Linked DNA regions of Homo sapiens: region 2 is linked to region 1. Evidence: chromatin loops called from intact Hi-C (ENCODE). Cell type or tissue: heart right ventricle. All regions are shown on one strand.

Evidence for each region. Hi-C counts contacts between places; a loop is a spot of excess contacts. Peaks named below come from ENCODE experiments on the same cell type or tissue, not always from the same donor. Only the 100,000 strongest peaks of a DNase experiment are listed, where the experiment ranks them.
Region 2: it touches region 1 in a loop (6-fold over the local background); 49 of 110 quality-filtered maps call a loop at or near these places.

The regions. Positions count from the first base shown.
Region 1 is chr19:53,428,217-53,436,216 of GRCh38, forward strand. All of the region lies in intron 9 of ZNF765-ZNF761 (ZNF765-ZNF761 readthrough), which reads left to right. It overlaps ZNF761 (zinc finger protein 761), which reads left to right and starts at 3,768. Exons shown (of 5, transcript NM_001289951.2): 1 at 3,768-3,812. It also overlaps the pseudogene TPM3P9. RefSeq lists a silencer at 3,645-3,724. In heart right ventricle, a CTCF peak has its summit at 3,617 (motif pointing left); DNase peaks (open chromatin) are centred at 3,695 and 4,305; H3K4me3 peaks cover 2,321 bases; H3K27ac peaks cover 1,531 bases.
Region 2 is chr19:53,743,184-53,751,183 of GRCh38, forward strand. It overlaps MIR521-1 (microRNA 521-1), which reads left to right and starts at 5,453; the gene lies at 5,453-5,539. LOC124904765 (a long non-coding RNA gene) reads left to right here. Exons shown (of 6, transcript XR_007067334.1): 3 at 3,020-3,223; 4 at 3,723-3,961; 5 at 5,085-5,207. It also overlaps the pseudogene RNU6-982P and the pseudogene RNU6-751P. RefSeq lists a silencer at 2,748-2,960 and an enhancer at 4,019-4,617. In heart right ventricle, a CTCF peak has its summit at 3,320 (motif pointing left); a DNase peak (open chromatin) is centred at 3,298; H3K27me3 peaks cover 572 bases.

The sequences.
Region 1 (8,000 bases):
TGCTGGGATTACAGGCACATGCCACCACCACTAGCTAATTTTTTTGTATTTTTATTAGAGATGCGGTTTCACCACATGGGTCAGGCTGGTCTTGAACTCCGGACGTCATATGATCCACCCGCCCTTGGTCTCCCAAGGTGCTGGGATTATAGGCATGAGCCGCTGCACCCGGCCCTAACTAATATATTTTAAATAACTTTTTGCTCTTGGCACATGGACTAAAACCACATCACCAGGCCTTCAATGACGTCCAATGTCTGCCATCTTATTTCCACTCCAGCTCCGCCCCAGGCATAGTTGCCTTTCTTTTTATTGAAGCCTTCTCCTTGCCAAGTTAATTAAAGAGAATGTTTTCTTCATCAAATTAGAAATTACATCCTCAGAGCTTTCCAGTATTTGTAGTTCTTACAGGCCACATTTATTACAAGTTTATAGACTCCAAACTTCTCCACTGAACAGTTAATAAAAAGGACACAGGCTTATTGTAAAATAATTCATTTAGTGCCTGCCATTCTGATTACACTAGAAATTTAGTTCTCCTGCTCAGCGTTCTGTTATGTGACTGTTCAATGCATTACTTAAAACTGCAAGATTGAATAGAGAGATCAGCTTCTGACACTGATGAATGCAAACCACAAGAAACCAAGTCTCCTCTGCAAAATGATGAAAACACTCGCAAAGTCACTAAAATCAATCATTTCAGACTTCTGAAATTTACCAAAGCCACAGAACAAAGTGAAAAGTATCTATCCCACAGAAAGTACCAAACTTCAGTAAGACAGCAGCATTTGTGTCATTTTAATGTGGAGGCATTACCATTACCCTCCATCCTTCGTTCAGTGTAGAGCACTGACCTCTTTTGAAGCTCCTTTTAAACACCTCCTATCAGGCCAGTCGCGGTGGCTCAAGCCTGTAATCCCAGCACTTTGGACGACAGAGCGAGACTCCATCTGAAAAAAAGAAAGAAAAAAAAAAGAGAAAGTGACTTTTCAAGACTGTGATTTATGGTCTCCCCTGGGAACCAACAGTATCTGTGCTGAGAGCAGATATTTGGGTGGAAGGGGCTCTGGTGTGCAGGGCATGCCTTCTGTAGCTCAGTGCTTCTGACAATGGGTCCGAGGGGAGAAACATTGGCATTAACAGGGAACTTGTTAAAGATGCCAATTTATAAATGCTACCTCAAACCTGCAGAATCAAACATTATTACAGTGGGTTGTGGAGTGCCAGATGACTTATATTCACCTTAAAGCTTGAGAGTCAGTGCTTAGCTAAGAGGCTCTCAGCCCAGGCTTCCAGTTGGATCAAATGGTCATATTCAGTTACTACCATCACCTGTGCCCTCCCCATAGCGTCTGTCTATTGGTGTCGGGGGAAACATCCATGCTGTTTCAATTAACTACCCTGCCCCCAGGTGATTCTAGGGTGAGGAGAAGTCCAGCATGAGGGCTTCCATATGCATTTGTGAAGGTTGATGGCAGACTGTTCCAAATGAGAATAATGGTTTCCGTGATATGATAAAAGCAATGCTATTGAATATGATGATGACTGATGAGAAGTTTTGCATAGCATTCGCTGTAAAAAAGCCACTTATAGGCTGGGCACGGTGGCTCACGCCTGTAATTCCAGCATTTTCGGAGGCTGAGGTGAGCAGATCACCGGAGGTCAAGAGTTCAAGACCAGCCTGGCTAACATGGTGAAACCCTGTCTCAACTAAAAATGCAAACATTAGCCAGATGTGGTGGTGGATGCCTGTAATCCCAGCTACTTGGGAGGCTGAGGCAGGAGAACTGCTTGAATCTGAGAGGTGTAGGTTGCAGTGAGCTGACATCATGCCTCTGCACTCCAGCCTGGGTGAGAGAGCAAGACTACGTCCAAAAAAAAAAAAAAAGAGAGAGAGAATTTTCCTGTAAATAATTAAAAAGACTAAGCAGCCCCAGAGATAAGACCTCCTGGGATCATTGTCCCTTTATATTGAGTGATAAAGTAACCTTCCTTGAAGTATATCAATCCATAACCAATCACCTTGCTGCACCCTATGTACTGGTCTTGAATGGAAAATGTGGTGATTCTTCTAAAGCTTCTCTGTCTTTCCGTGTGTGTGAAACCTAAGGGAACGCTGATCCCATTCATTTGGAGTTGATGTTTCCAGGTGGCTATCCTCATGCTTTGTGTTCAAATAAACTCTGTGCTTAATCATATATTCTAAATTTTATTATTTACTGCTGATATCAGTTTCTGTCAGACTGTAGGAGCCTCACCAGAGAGGGCACCTGTCGCTATGTTGTAAAACTCACACTTGTCAGAAAGACATGGGTTAGTGTTACTCCCCGTCCCTCAGAATGAAGCTAATTAGCTGACACAGATGGTCACCTCCATTACCAAGTAGAGTCAGGATGAACTATGTGTGACCAAGAGTGTTGTCAAGTCCTCTTCCCTGAGGACTGATTAGCGTTTATCTTGAAAACATGTCCTTAATGGGTTGTATAGAACAGTAAAGTTTCTTTCTCTTTTTTCAACCTCTTAGCTGTTTGCCTGTATTTCGCATCACAATCTGGTCTAAGGCTTATTTATTAATGAAATGGTTTTAATTTCTTTCTCTATGATCATCGTGGAGATGATTTCTCATTTGGAGAAAGACTTTTTGTTTGTTTTCAATTATATTTTCTCAACAATTAGACAGTGAAGTAAAAAGTATTTTGGGGGGGCCAGGCACAGTGGCTCACGCCTGTAATCCCAGTACTTTGGGAGGCCGAGGCAGGTGGATCACTTGAAGTCAGGAGGTTGAGACCAGCTGGCCAACATGGGGAACCCACCTACAAAAATACAAAAATTAGCCGGGCATGGTGGCACGCGCCTGTAATGGCAGGTACTCCGGAGGCTGAGGCAGGGGAATCGCTTGAACCCAGGAGGCAGAGGCTGCAGTGAGCCCAGTTCCTGCCACTGCACTCCAGCCTGGGCGACAGAGAAATGCTCTGTCTCAAAATAAAAGAAAAGAAATAAGTAAATAAATAAAAGAAAGTAATAGATCTCTTCTACAAATGTGCTGGGACAACTAACTGGATATCCACATGGAAAAGAATAATGTATCCCTATCTCACACAATCAAAATTTTATTTTAACGTTAAAAAATGGAGAAAAAAAGAGAGAGAGACGAGGGAGGGAGTCCTGAGGGAGGGGTGTTACTTTGTCGCCCAGGCTGGCCTGGACCCCCAGGCTCAGCGATCCTCTCGCCGCTGCTTCCTGAGTAGCTGGGAACTCAGGCTCCCGCCCCCGCGCCTGAATCCTTGCTGTGTTTATCCAGCAGGTCGCCCCTGGCTGGCCTGAGCATTCCGTCCCGCATCCCAGGGGGAGGCCCTAGGGAAGTCTCTGCAGCTGAGCACGGGGTGGACTCTCCCTCCTGAGTGAGTGGAGAATAGAAAGGGAGAGGATTTCTGTTCTGTTCTGTGGGCCGTCAGCATGAAATCGTACGTTCCGCCCAGGCAGGGCCTTGCATTTTACATTCTAGTTTGTATCCCGTTCCAGACAATTCCAGGGCTTTTGAGTCCATGCGTCAGCCTTCCTGGGCGGTCTCACCTTCACCACCCGAAAACAGGTGCTAGGAGAGAAGCTGAGAGGAGCACCGGTCACGCCCCGGCCCCGCCCTCTGCCGGCTCTAAAGCGCAAGGTCTCTCCGCCTCGCGCCCCGCCCCTGCCTCGTCCAGGCCCCGCCCACCTCCTTGCGGGTCCCGCCCAGGCCTGGCTTCTGCTCTGCGCGCGCAGATTCGTGCAGACCAGGAAGCGGATAGCGTGGAGTGACGGTGCCACCGCGGCGCGTGAGTTTCGCCCTGTCTTGTATTAAGTCTGCTCTTCCAGGTTCCTGGCGCTTCTGTACCTGGGACTTGGGATCCCCACAAACCTGGAAATTCTCAGCCGTCTTCCTTCACTCAGAGCAAATTGAGACGACCTCGTGAGAGGCCGTGGGTCGGTTCCTTTTGGGTTTAAGGTCCCCCTGAGGCTGGTCCCGTCCCGGGTGTTTCTGCTACAGGGCAATGTATACACTTTCTAACCTGTAGTTTTCCTGCTGTAAACCTTTTTCTGACTCCTCCCGCCCCGCGCTTTTTAAAGTCCTCACCTGAGAGGTGGATTCTCGCCTTTGTCGGCCCCTGGAGCCCAGCGCCGCTGCCCCAGTCCCGGAAAGGCCGCGTCCTCTGCCTGGTCCTAGGATCCTGCAGACCCCACCCTTGCCTTAAGGTGCTGTCGCCCCTTCACCTCCCTCCTTGTGCCGGGCCCTGCTGCTCCACGGGTTTCGCCTCCACAATCACCGCTTCCCCTGAGCCCGCGTTGGGGAGGTGCCCGGGGCCTGTCCTGTGACGCGGGGTGTTACTGCCTGCCCAGCTCCAGCCCCTGGAAAATGCGCTCCCCCGGGATGCAGGCGTCTTACTCCAAACCCTCCTGTGACTGTGTGGGCCAAAGGGATCAGGAGACGGACAGAGAGCAGTGGAAAACCTGAGACAGAAAAGAAGAATGAGAAAGACCTATAACAGATGGCAAAGTAGAGGATGGGTGAGGGATTTGCCAAGAGACAGCAAAAGTGAAAAGAAAACGATAAGAAAGCAGGAGGAGAAAAGCAAGTGCAGAAATGTAGAGAAAAGCTGGATGTACAGAGAGATGAAGGACAGCAAGGTAGGGAGAGGGACAGCAAAGAGGGAGGCTCATCAGGGTGAGGGAGAGGAGGAGGGATTTGGAGCCAGGGCAGACAGAGCAGAGTGGTGCTGGTGGCAAGGAGAACAGAGGGAGAAGCACAGCAGGGAGGACACCTGGGGATCTGGGGTGCTAGAGAGTGGGGACAGGGGGGTATAACAGGGAAGAGAGAATTTAACGGGGAGAGCAAAGGAGGCGCAGAGATGGTGTTGCGGGAAACTGAGGACTAGACAGACTGATATGGGGGAGACAAAAGGATGTTTATTTAAGATACGCACCGGCTCAGTGGATTTACATCTAAAAAGCTGAGCATTTCAACAAAGACGGAGTGGGGTTTTTTGCTTTCAGAAGCAGAATAAAAGCAGTTAATCATATAATGATAGGTCATGTAATCTATAGCATAGCATAACTTGTGTCCTTCCATAGCTGGTGGCCTCGTAGCTGAGTTGAAAGAAAAACAAGAACAGCTAAATACACACATTTGTCCTTTTTTTTTTTTTCTTCACTCTTGTTCTGGGAAGGTGGGGGGCTGTCTGGAGCCCATTTCTTTGGCTTCGACTTCGCCAAGTCGAGCTTGCTAGGCAGAGGAAAACTTGTTCTTCTTTTCTTTTTAACCCTTGCCTTGCCTGTTACTTTTCTTGGAGTGAATGAATGCATGTTTGTTTTTTAACTTTCTGCCTCAGTTTTCTCCCTTAGATGCCTTTTATGAACAAGATTTTACTAGAAGACATCACTATTACTGGATTCTTCATGAAAGAGCACTGGCTGATATTTATATCGGGCTATTAGCTGAGTGGTAGTCTGCCTGGTCGCAATTGCTTCTATAGTTGATTGAATGCTCTTAACACGGAGAGGTAAGAGGTAAGGGAGTATCAAACCAATTCTTAGTATGGCTAGAACTACTCCTATTAAGGTTTTGAATCTACTGAAGGAGGAAAACCAGCCTCTAAAGACGGACTCAAGAGTCTATTTTGTCTAAGTCCGGACTGGAACGTGGGCTAATTTTTTCATTCTTACAGTTATTTCTTTAATAGCCTTCCTATTGTCATTGATTTCTAGGCAGCAATTAGTTAGATTACACTTTCTACATACTCCTCCTTCCTAGGCTAGGAGGTAGTCTAAAGCTAATCTATTTTGGTAGATGGCATTTCTCGTTTTTGTGGCTTGCTGGGCCAGTAAGTCTAATGCATTTGCTGTTTCATTAGTGATGATTTCAAGTACTGCTTGCGAGTTTATGATGCGGTTAAGTGTGTAAATTGGGGTGCAATACCTTCGTGACTTATCTTGTGCCCAGGTAGCTGGCCTAGAGTACTGAATTAGTCTTTCAGGAGGCAAATCTGTGTCTTTCTAATCTTCTATTTCTATGTATTTCCTTATGTCTATATATCTTTTGTTTTTTTCTTTAATTTTATTGTAGACAGGATACCTTCAAGTTTCTCCCTGTTGCAGTGGGAGTAAGAAGAAAGATGGTCTAATTGTTTCAAGTACACTAGCCCTTGTCCATTTTCCTGGCAACTGTCGGTAGGCCTGTGGCCCACAGATCCAATAGAGACCAGAGGGTGCTTGCCAGGTATTTGGAGCTTCAAGCTGATACTAGGTGTGGTTTAGAGAAGAGAAACAGGAGAATGGGTTTGGATGAGGTGATCTGGAGTCATCTTTGCCTTGCCACAAAGTTTTCTTTAGTGTTTTATTATAATATTGCTGTCTTAAACAAGTTAATTCTTCCAGTGAGTCTGTAAAAGCTTTTCCTTAGTGAGCAACCCAGTATCTCCTGATAATAGAAGTTTTTAAGAGCTAGGTGCTTGAACTTGTGGGCATCGGTTCGGGGGAAGAGTCAGTTAGAGTTAAATTATCTTGTGGCATTAACTCTTTTGCTTCTTAAGGCCATTGGTCTACTATGTTCGTCCTTCTACAAACAACATGAGGAAATGCTTAAGCTGCTAGCAATCAATGTTTTCAGCTAACCAAGCAAACAGGTTTTTAGCTAAAGGATGATGCTCTGGTAACTTCTGGTCTACATGCTTATGGAATGATTTAAAGACTCGGAATTGTTGCTGGTCCGGGTTCCTTTTTGATAACATATAGGTAGGTTGCTGGGTAGGTGTGTGTGGAGACACGTATGGGGTAACCTGCAGTCCGCATGGGTAAGTCTGGCTTTAGAATGGTGAAATTTACAGGATTACAGGTTGGACAAGCATCAAAATACAGAGAAATAGGCCATCGGTAAAAGGGGGGGACCTTGGTTTGGTTTAAGAGGTGACTTTCTTTTGACCTTGCACGAATTTAAACTATTCACCAGGTGAAATCTTGGGGTTATAACATACATAAGGTTGGTTATTTCCTGGTCACAAATTGAGTAACTGAGTAGGTCGTCTGGCTATAAATACAAGTCCTTTTTTTTTTTTTTTTTTTTTTTTTTTTTTTTGAGATGGAGTTTTGCTCTTGTTGCCCAGTCTGGAGTGCAATGGCATGACCACGGCTCACCACAACCTCCACCTCCTGGGTTCAAGCGATTCTCCTGCCTCAGCCTCCTGAAAGGCTGTGATTACAGGCATGCGCCACCATGCCTGTTTAATTTTGTATTTTTATTCAATACGGGGTTCTCCATGTTGGTGAGGCTGGTCTCGAACTCCCGACCTCAGGTGATCCACCCATCGTGGCCTCCAAAAGGGCTGGAATTACAGGCATGAGCAACTGTGCCTGGCCTTTATAAGTACAAGTTCTTAAGTGAGTCCTTGTACACTCATAATAAGTATGGTGCAGTAGAGTCTTAGTTATCCTGTTCCCTGACCAGGTAGTATGTGTACAGTGGGGACACATTTCTATAGTTGCTTCTTCTACCATGGTTAAGGGGGGTGACAACAGCAAAACAGTGTACAGCATGTTCATATCCAGCAAGGACAGAAGAGGGCCTTGCCTGGCAGAGGAGGTTGAGCACAACGACAGAACAATAATAAAACAGTTAGTATTACAAGGAAAACTACTAGTCTTAAGATTTCTAACCACATTTACTTGCTTGACGAGTCCTCAAGCTTCGGCCGTGCGTAGACTAGTCAGCTTCTGGTGTGTGACTAGAGCTGGGCTTGTCGTCCCCTCCAGCTTCAGCTGTGCATAGACTGGTCAGCCTCCAGAGTGACCAGAGCAGGGCTGTCGTCCTCAGCAGCAGCTTGGTCTCATCTCAGGATCGGCTGAGTTGGATGATCTGGGTCTTGCTGGCTGTTCCACTTGTCCTGAACTGCTGGTTTCAGCTGACTGTGGTGGACCTATGGCATGATTCCTGCAAATTTAACAGCAGTGGGAGTGGACAAGATTACAGTACA
Region 2 (8,000 bases), 310 kb after region 1:
CCCAGGCTGGAGGGCAATGACATGATCTCGGCCCATACAACCTCAGCCTCCTGGGTTCAAGTGATTCTCCTGCCTCAGCCTCCTGAGTAGCTAGGATTACAGGCATGTGCCACCACACCTGGCTAATTTTGTATTTTTAGTAGATATGGGGCTTCCCCATGTTGGTCAGGCTGGTCTCGAACTCCTGACCTCAAATGATTCACCTGCCTCAGTCTCCCAAAGTGCTGGGATTACAGGTGTGAGCCAACATGCCCGGCCTGAATTTTTTTTTTTTTTTTTTTTTTTTCAAGTAAAGACGGGGTTTCACCATGTTGACCAGGCTGGTCTCAAACCTCTGAACTCACGTGAGCTGCTCGCCTCGGCCTCCCAAAGGCATGAGCCATGGTGCGTGGCCATCAACACCTCTTACTTTATCGAAATTTTTCTGGCACTGGTATAGAACCTCACGTGGGGTCAGGTGGAGTTGAAGGGACCTCAGTGTCCCTGCAGATGGGATGAGCAAGAGCACGGAGGTGGAGTGCATGGGGCTTCAGTGTTTATTGGGGAAATGAAGCTGAAATCTTGGGTGCGTGACCAGGAAATAAATGCATGAGACGGGGGTCTCACTATGCCACCCTGGCTAAAGTGGGCTTAGATCCTCCTGCCTCTGCCCCCCGCAGTCCTTGCTAGATGGGACTACATGTGAATATTAACCCATGCACAGACAAGAAGAATGTAAGAACCATTATTTGGTTCACACCGGGCCCTCAGTTAAACTTGTATTTTAGACAAACAATGTATCTGAGATGTCCTTGAACAACAAATGATTTGCTGTTCAGGTGTGGGCATCTTTGTTTTTTCCCTAATTTTAATGATGGGACTAGTCTGGGTACGGTGGCTCCCGCCTGTAATTCCAGCACTTTGGGAGGCTGAGATAGGAGGATCACCTGAGGTCAGTTGTTTGAGACCAGCCTCGCCAACATGATGAAACCTCGTCTGAACTAAAAATATAGATATTAGCCAGACGGGGTGGTGGTGCACCCCTGCAATCCCAGCTACTCAGGAGGCTGAGGCAGGAGAATCACTTGAAGCCAGGAGGCTGAGCTTTCAGTGAGCTGAGATTGAGCCACTGCACTCCAGCCTGGGCAACAGAGTGAGACTCAGTCTCAAAAAAGTAAAAAATAGGCTGGGTGTGGGCCGGGCGCGGTGGCTCACGCCTGTAATCCCAGCACTTTGGGAGGCCGAGGTGGGTGGATCACAAGGTCAGGAGACTGAGACCATCCTGGCTAACACGGTGAAACCCTGTCTCTAGTAAAAATACAAAAAAAAAAAAAAAATTAGCCAGACGTGATGGTGTGCGCCTGTACTCCTAGCTACTCAGAAGGCTGAGGCAGGAGAATGGCCTGAGCCCGGGAGGCGGAGCTTGCAGTTAGCTGAGATCGCACCACTGCACTCCAGCCTGGGTGACAGAGCAAGACTCCGTCTCAAAAAAAAAAAAAAAAAAAAAAAGGCGGGGTGTGGTAGTGCACATCTGTAATCCCAGCATTTCGGGAGGCCAAGACAGGAATTACCTGAGGTCAGGAGTTCAAGACCAACAGGGCCAACATGGCAAAACCTCGTCTCTACTAAAAATACAAAAATTATCTGGGTGCAGTGGTACACATCTGTAATTCCGGCTACCCAGAGGCTGAGGCAGGAGAATAGCTTGAACCCAGGAGGAGGAGATTTCAGTGAGCTGAAATCACACCATTGCACTTCAGCCTGGGCCACAGAGCAAGATTGTGTCTCAAAAATAAATAAATAATAAAAATGACATAAAATCAATAAATAAAAATAAATACATAAATACAGGAACATCATTAATTTGGATGTCACCTTTGTGCAGGGGCCAGGGTAATCTCTGTCATTCCAATTTTTTTTATGTGCACTGCCAAAGCAAGCACTCATGTAGGAATTATCCTTCCTGTGAGCATATAATATATGGAACATTCTTTGAGACAGGGTCTCAAAAATATGATGTGTATTTCATCATATATATAATATAATCGTATACACACAAAATACTGTTTAAATACAGAGAATACCCTGATATCACCTTGGGTATTTTTCTTTGTTTCTGTGTGTGTGTGTGTGTGTGTGTGTGTGTGTGTGTGTGTGTTTGTTTGGTTATTTCTGAGACAAGGTCTGGCTCTATCGCCCAGGCTGGAGTGTAGTGGTGTGATCTCAACTCACTGCAACCTCCGCCCCCCACCTAAACCTGCTGAATTAGTGTCTACAGGCATGCACCAGCACACCTGGCTAACTTTTGTATTTTTTGTACATATGGGGTTACACCATGTTGCCGGGGCTGGCCTCTAACTCCTGAGCTCAGGTGATCCTCCCGCCTCAGCCCCTAAAGTGCTGGGATTAGAGGTGTGAGCCACCGCACCCCAGCCATACTTGTGTATTTCTATTCAAATTTTATTGAGGAGTTTTTACCGCCCAGCCTGTGGTCTATCCTGGAGAATGTTTGTGTGTGCGACAATGTATATTCTTCACCATCGTAGATTCCGTTTTGGATGCTCCCATCGGGACTGTGTGTCCCTGTGCTGGAACTCGAGTGAACACTTGGCTCAAAATCCACTGCTGTTCTCTAGAGATCTGTAGGGTCCAGCCCTACTGGGCCTGTGGGTTTTTCTCTTCGTGAGCAGATAGGAGAGATTGTAGAAATAAAGACACAAGACAAAGAGAGAGAAGAAAAGGCAGCTGGGCCTGGGGGACCACTACCACCAAGACGTGGAGACCGGTAGTGGCCCCGAATGCGTGGCCGCGCCGTTATTTATTGTATACGAGGCAAAAGGGCAGGGTAAGAAGTGTGAGTCTTCTCTAATGATAGGTAAGATGACGCGAGTCACGTGTCCACCGGACAGGGGGCCCCTTCCCTATTTGGTAGCTTAGGCGGAGAGAGATTGGGGACAGCTTACGTCATTATTTCTTCTATGTATTTCTCGGAGAGATCAAAGACTTTAATACTTTCACTTATTCTGCTACCGTTATCTAGAAGGCGGAGCCAGGTGTGCAGAGCGGAACGTGAAAGTGGACCAGGAGCGTGACCGCTGAAGCACAGCATCACAGGGAGACGTTTAGGCCACCAGACGGCTGCGGGCGGGCTTGACTGATGTCAGGCTTTCCACAAGAGGTGGTGGAGCAGAGTCTTCTCTAACTCCCCTGGAGAAAGGGAGACTCCCTCTCCGGGTTTGGGAAGGTAAGGGGGTCCTTCCCAGGCACTGGCGCTACCGCTGTGCTAAGTGACGGGTGCCTTCCCCCTGGTGTTACCGCTGGACCAGGGAGCCCTCTAGTGGCCGTGTCCGGGCATGACAGAGGGCTCACGCTCTTGTCTTCTGGTCGCTTCTCACCGTGTCCCTTCAGCTCCTATCTCTGTATGGCCTGGTTTTCCCTAGGTTATGATTGTAGAACAAAGATTATTATAATATTGGAATAAAGAGTAATGCTACAAACTAATGATTAATAATATTCATATATAATCATATCTATAATCTATTTCTAGTATAACTAGTCTTATTCTATATATTTTCTTTGTTATACTGGAACGGCTTGTGGTGAGTTTCTTTATTATACCGGAACAGCTTGTGCCTTCGGTCTCTTGCCTCGGCACCTGGGTGGCTTGCCACCCACAGAAATCCTGCCCGTTTCTCTTGGTTAAATATAATGTATTTCTAGTAGGCATTGCTTCTTCTTTCCAGAGACAAAACTCAGGAGGATTGTGCTATGATAAACAAGGCTAACCTGCTGATTCTCTGAAGCAAGGAACTGGAGATGGTCCTTCTAAGGGTTTATATTCTGGATTCCAGGAAACATGCAAACAGGACCCATAAATGCATCTTTATTTTGGTGCCCATTTTGACCTGGTCAGGAGAATTCCAACAAAAAATCCACGGTGTTGGAGCAAGATCTCAGGCTCTCAGGCTGTGGCCATCTAGAGGTAAGAAGCACTTTCTGTTGTCTTAAAGAAAAGAAAGTCCTTTTTTTTTTTTTTTTTTTTTTTTGAGACAATGTCTCGCTCTGTCGCCCAGGCTGGAATGCAGTGGCGTGATCTTGGCTCACTGCAAGCTCCGCCTCCCGGGTTCATGCCATTCTCCTGCCTCAGCCTCCTGTGTAGCTGGGACTACAGGCGCCCGCCACCAAGCCCGGCTAATTTTTTGTATTTTTAGTAGAGACGGGGTTTCATCTTGTTAGGCAGGATGGTCTCGATCTCCTGACCTCATGATCCACCCGCCTCGGCCTCCCAAAGTGCTGGGATTACAGGCGTGAGCCACCACGCCCGCCCAGAAAGTGCTTTCTTTCAGAGGGTTACGGTTTGAGAAAAGCAGCATTGAAGTTGACGCTGATCTTGGTAATACATTTGCAGAGCATGCTTATGGTCAGACGTGGATGATGGTGGGGTTTTGTTTTTGTTTTGTTTTTTATCTGAGACAGGGTGTCTCTGTTGCCCAGGCTGGAGTGCAGTGGCACATCCAACCTAGATCTCTTGGGCTCAAGTGGTCCTCTTTTTGAAACAGAGTCTCACTCTGTTACCCTGGCTGGAGTTCAGTGGCAGGAACTTGGCTCACTGCAATCTCTGTCTCCTGGGTTCAAGCAATTCTCTGGCCTCAGCCTCCCGAGCAGGGTTACAGGCATGTGCCACCACGCCCGGCTAATTTTTGCATTTTTTTAATTGATTTATTTGTTTGTTGTTGAGACAGTCTCACTCTGTTGCCCAGGCTGTAGTGCAGTGGTGTGATCTCAGCTCACCGCAACCTCCACCTCCCATGTCAGCCTCCTGAATACCTGTCTCCAGGCATGCACCCCCACACCTGGCTAACTTTTGCATTTTTTGTACAGATGAGGTTTCACCATGTTGCCCAGGCTGGTCTTGAACCCCTGAGCTCAAGTGGTCCTCCCACCTCGGCCTCCTAAACTGCTGTGATTAATGGTGTGAGCCACCGTGCCACACCCGTACTTGTTTGTTTCTGCTCAAATTGTATTGAGGAGCTTTTACATCCTAGTCTGTGGTCTATCCTGGAGGATGTTTGTGTATATAACAATGTACATTTTCAACATTTTAGATTCCATTTTGGATGCTCCCATCGGGACTGTGTGTCCCTGTGCTGGAACTCGAGTGAACACTTGGCTCAAAATCCATTGCTGTTCTCTAGAAATCCTGCCCTATTCTCTTGGTGAAATATAAGGTATGTCTAGTCGGCATTGATTTTTCTTTCTGGAGACAAAACTCAGGAGGGTTGCCCCTGCATGAACAAGGCTAACCTGCTGAGCCTTTGAAGCAAGGAACTGGAGATGGTTTTTTTAGGGGTTTATATTCTGGATTCCAGAAAACATGCAAACAGGGACAATGAATGCATCTTTATTTTTCTGTCCATTTTAACCTGGTAAACGAAAATTTCACCAAAAAACCCAGAGTCCTGGAGCAAGAAGATCTCAGGCTGTGACCCTCCAAAGGGAAGAACTTTCTGTTGTCTAAAAGAAAAGAACGCACTTCCCTTTAGAGTGTTACCGTGTGAGAAAAGCAACGTTGAAGCTGATGCTGATCTTGGTAATAAGTTTGCAGAGCCTGCTTATCATCAGACTTGGACGACGGTGTAGTTCTGTTTTGGTTTTGAGTTTTTTGTTTGTTTGTTTTGTTTTGCTTTTGAGATGGAGGCTTGCTCTGTCGCCCAGGCTGGAGTGCAGTGGCGTGTTCTCAGCTCACTGCAACCTCCGCCTCCCAGGTTCACGCCATTCTTCTGCCTCTTGAGTAGCTGGGACTACAGGCGCCCGCCACCACGCCTGGCTAATTTTTTGTATTTTTAGTAGACACAGAGTTTCACTGTGTTAGCCAGGATGGTCTTGATCTCCTGACCTTGTGATCCACCCGCCTTGGCCTCCAAAAGTGCTGGGATTACAGGCGTGAACCACTGCGCCCGGCCTTAATTTTTGTATTTTTAGTAGAGACAGGAGGCTGAGCTTTCAGTGAGCTGAGTTCGTTCCACTGCACTCCAGCCTGGGCAACAGAGTGAGACTCCATCTCAAAAAAATAAAAAATAGGCCGAGCGTGGTGGCACATGCCTGTAATCCCAGCCCTTTGGGAGGCCGAGACAGGTGGATCACCTGAGGTCAGGAGTTAAAGGCTGGCTGGGCCAACAAGGCAAAACCTCGACTCTACTAAAAATACAAAATTACACCTGTAATCTTAGCTGCTTGGGGGGCTGTGGCAGAAGAACCTCTTGAACCCAGGAAGAGGAGATTGCAGTGAGACGAAATCATACCATTGCACTCTAGCCTGGGCGACAGAGCGAGATTCTGTCTCAAAAAATAAATAAGTAGGGCAGACAGGGTGGCTCACGTCTGTAATCCCAGCACTTTGGGAGGCAAGGCGGGTAAATCACAAGGTCAGGAGTTCGAGACCAGCCTGGCCAACATGGCGAAACCCCATCTCTACTAAAAATACAAAAAAGTAGCTGGGCATGGTGGCTGGCACCTGTAGTCCCAGCTACTTGGGAGGCTGAGGCAGGAGAATCGTGTGAACCCAGGAAGCGGAGGTTGCAGTGAGCCGAGATCGGGCCATTGCACTCCAGCCTGGGCGACAGTGCGAGACTCTGTATCAAAAATAAGTAAATAAATAAACAAAATAAAAGTAAAAAGAATTAAATAGATAAATATGGTACCATTATGAATTTGAGTGTCACCTTTGTGCAGGGGTCATGGTAATCTTTGTTATTTCAATTTTTTTATGCGTATTGCCAAAGCAAGCACATATGCGTAGGAATTATACTTCCTGTGAGAATACAATATATGGAGCTTTCTTTTTTGTTTTTTCTGTTTGTTTGTTTTTTGAGACACAGTTTCACTCTTGTTGCCCAGGCTGGAGTGCAATGTCACGATCTCAGCTCACGGCAACCTCTGCCTCCTGGGTTCAAGCGATTCTCCTGCCTCAGCCTCCCAAGTAGCTGGGATTGCTTGCATGTGCCACCAAGCCTAGCTAATTTTTTGTATTTAGAGTAGAGATGGGGTTTCTCCATGTTGGTCAGGCTGGTCTCGAACTCCTGACCTCAGATGATCCATCCACCTCAGCCTCCCAAAGTGCTGGGATTACAGATGTGAGCCACCATGCCCGGCCATGATATATTTTTATATATGTAATATCACATACACACAAAATACTCTTCTATGCACAGAGAATAGTCTTATATCACTTTGGGTATTTGTGTGTGTGTGTGTGTGTGTGTGTGTGTGTGTGTGTGTGTGTGTGTTTTGTTTGGTTGGTTATTTTTGAGACAAGGTCTGGCTCTGTCATCCAGGCTGGAGTGTAGTGGTGTGATCTCAGCTCACTGCAACCTCCACCCCCGACCTAAGCCTACTGAATTAGTGTCTACAGGCACGCACTACCACACCTGGCTCACTTTTGTATTTTTTGTACACATGGGGTTTCACAATGTTGCCGGGGCTGGTCTCAAACTCCTGTGCTCAGGTGATCCTCCCATCACGGCCTCCTAAAGTGCTGGAATTAGAGGTGTGAGCCGCCACGCCCCACCTGTACTTGTGTATCTCTGTTCAAATGTTACTGAGGAGCTTTTACAGCGTAACCTGTGGTCTATCCTGGAAAATGTTTGTGTGTGAGACAATGTACATTCTTCAACATCTTAGATTGCAGTTTGGATGCTCCCGTCAGGACTGTGTGTCCCTGTGCTGGGACTCAAGTGAACACTGGGCTCTCCATCCATTGCTGTTGTCTAGAAATCCAGCCCAATTCTCTTGGGTAAATATGAGGTATGTGTAGTAGGCATTGCTTTTTCTTTCTGGAGACAAAGCTCAGGAGGATTGCCCCTTGATAAACAAAGCTAACCTGCTGATTCTTTGAAGCAAGGAACTGGAGATGGTCCTTTTAGGGGTTTATATTCTGGATTCCAGAAAACATGCAAACAGGACCAATAAATGCGTGCTTATTTTTGTGTCTGTTTTAACCTGGTCAAGGAAAATTCCAACAA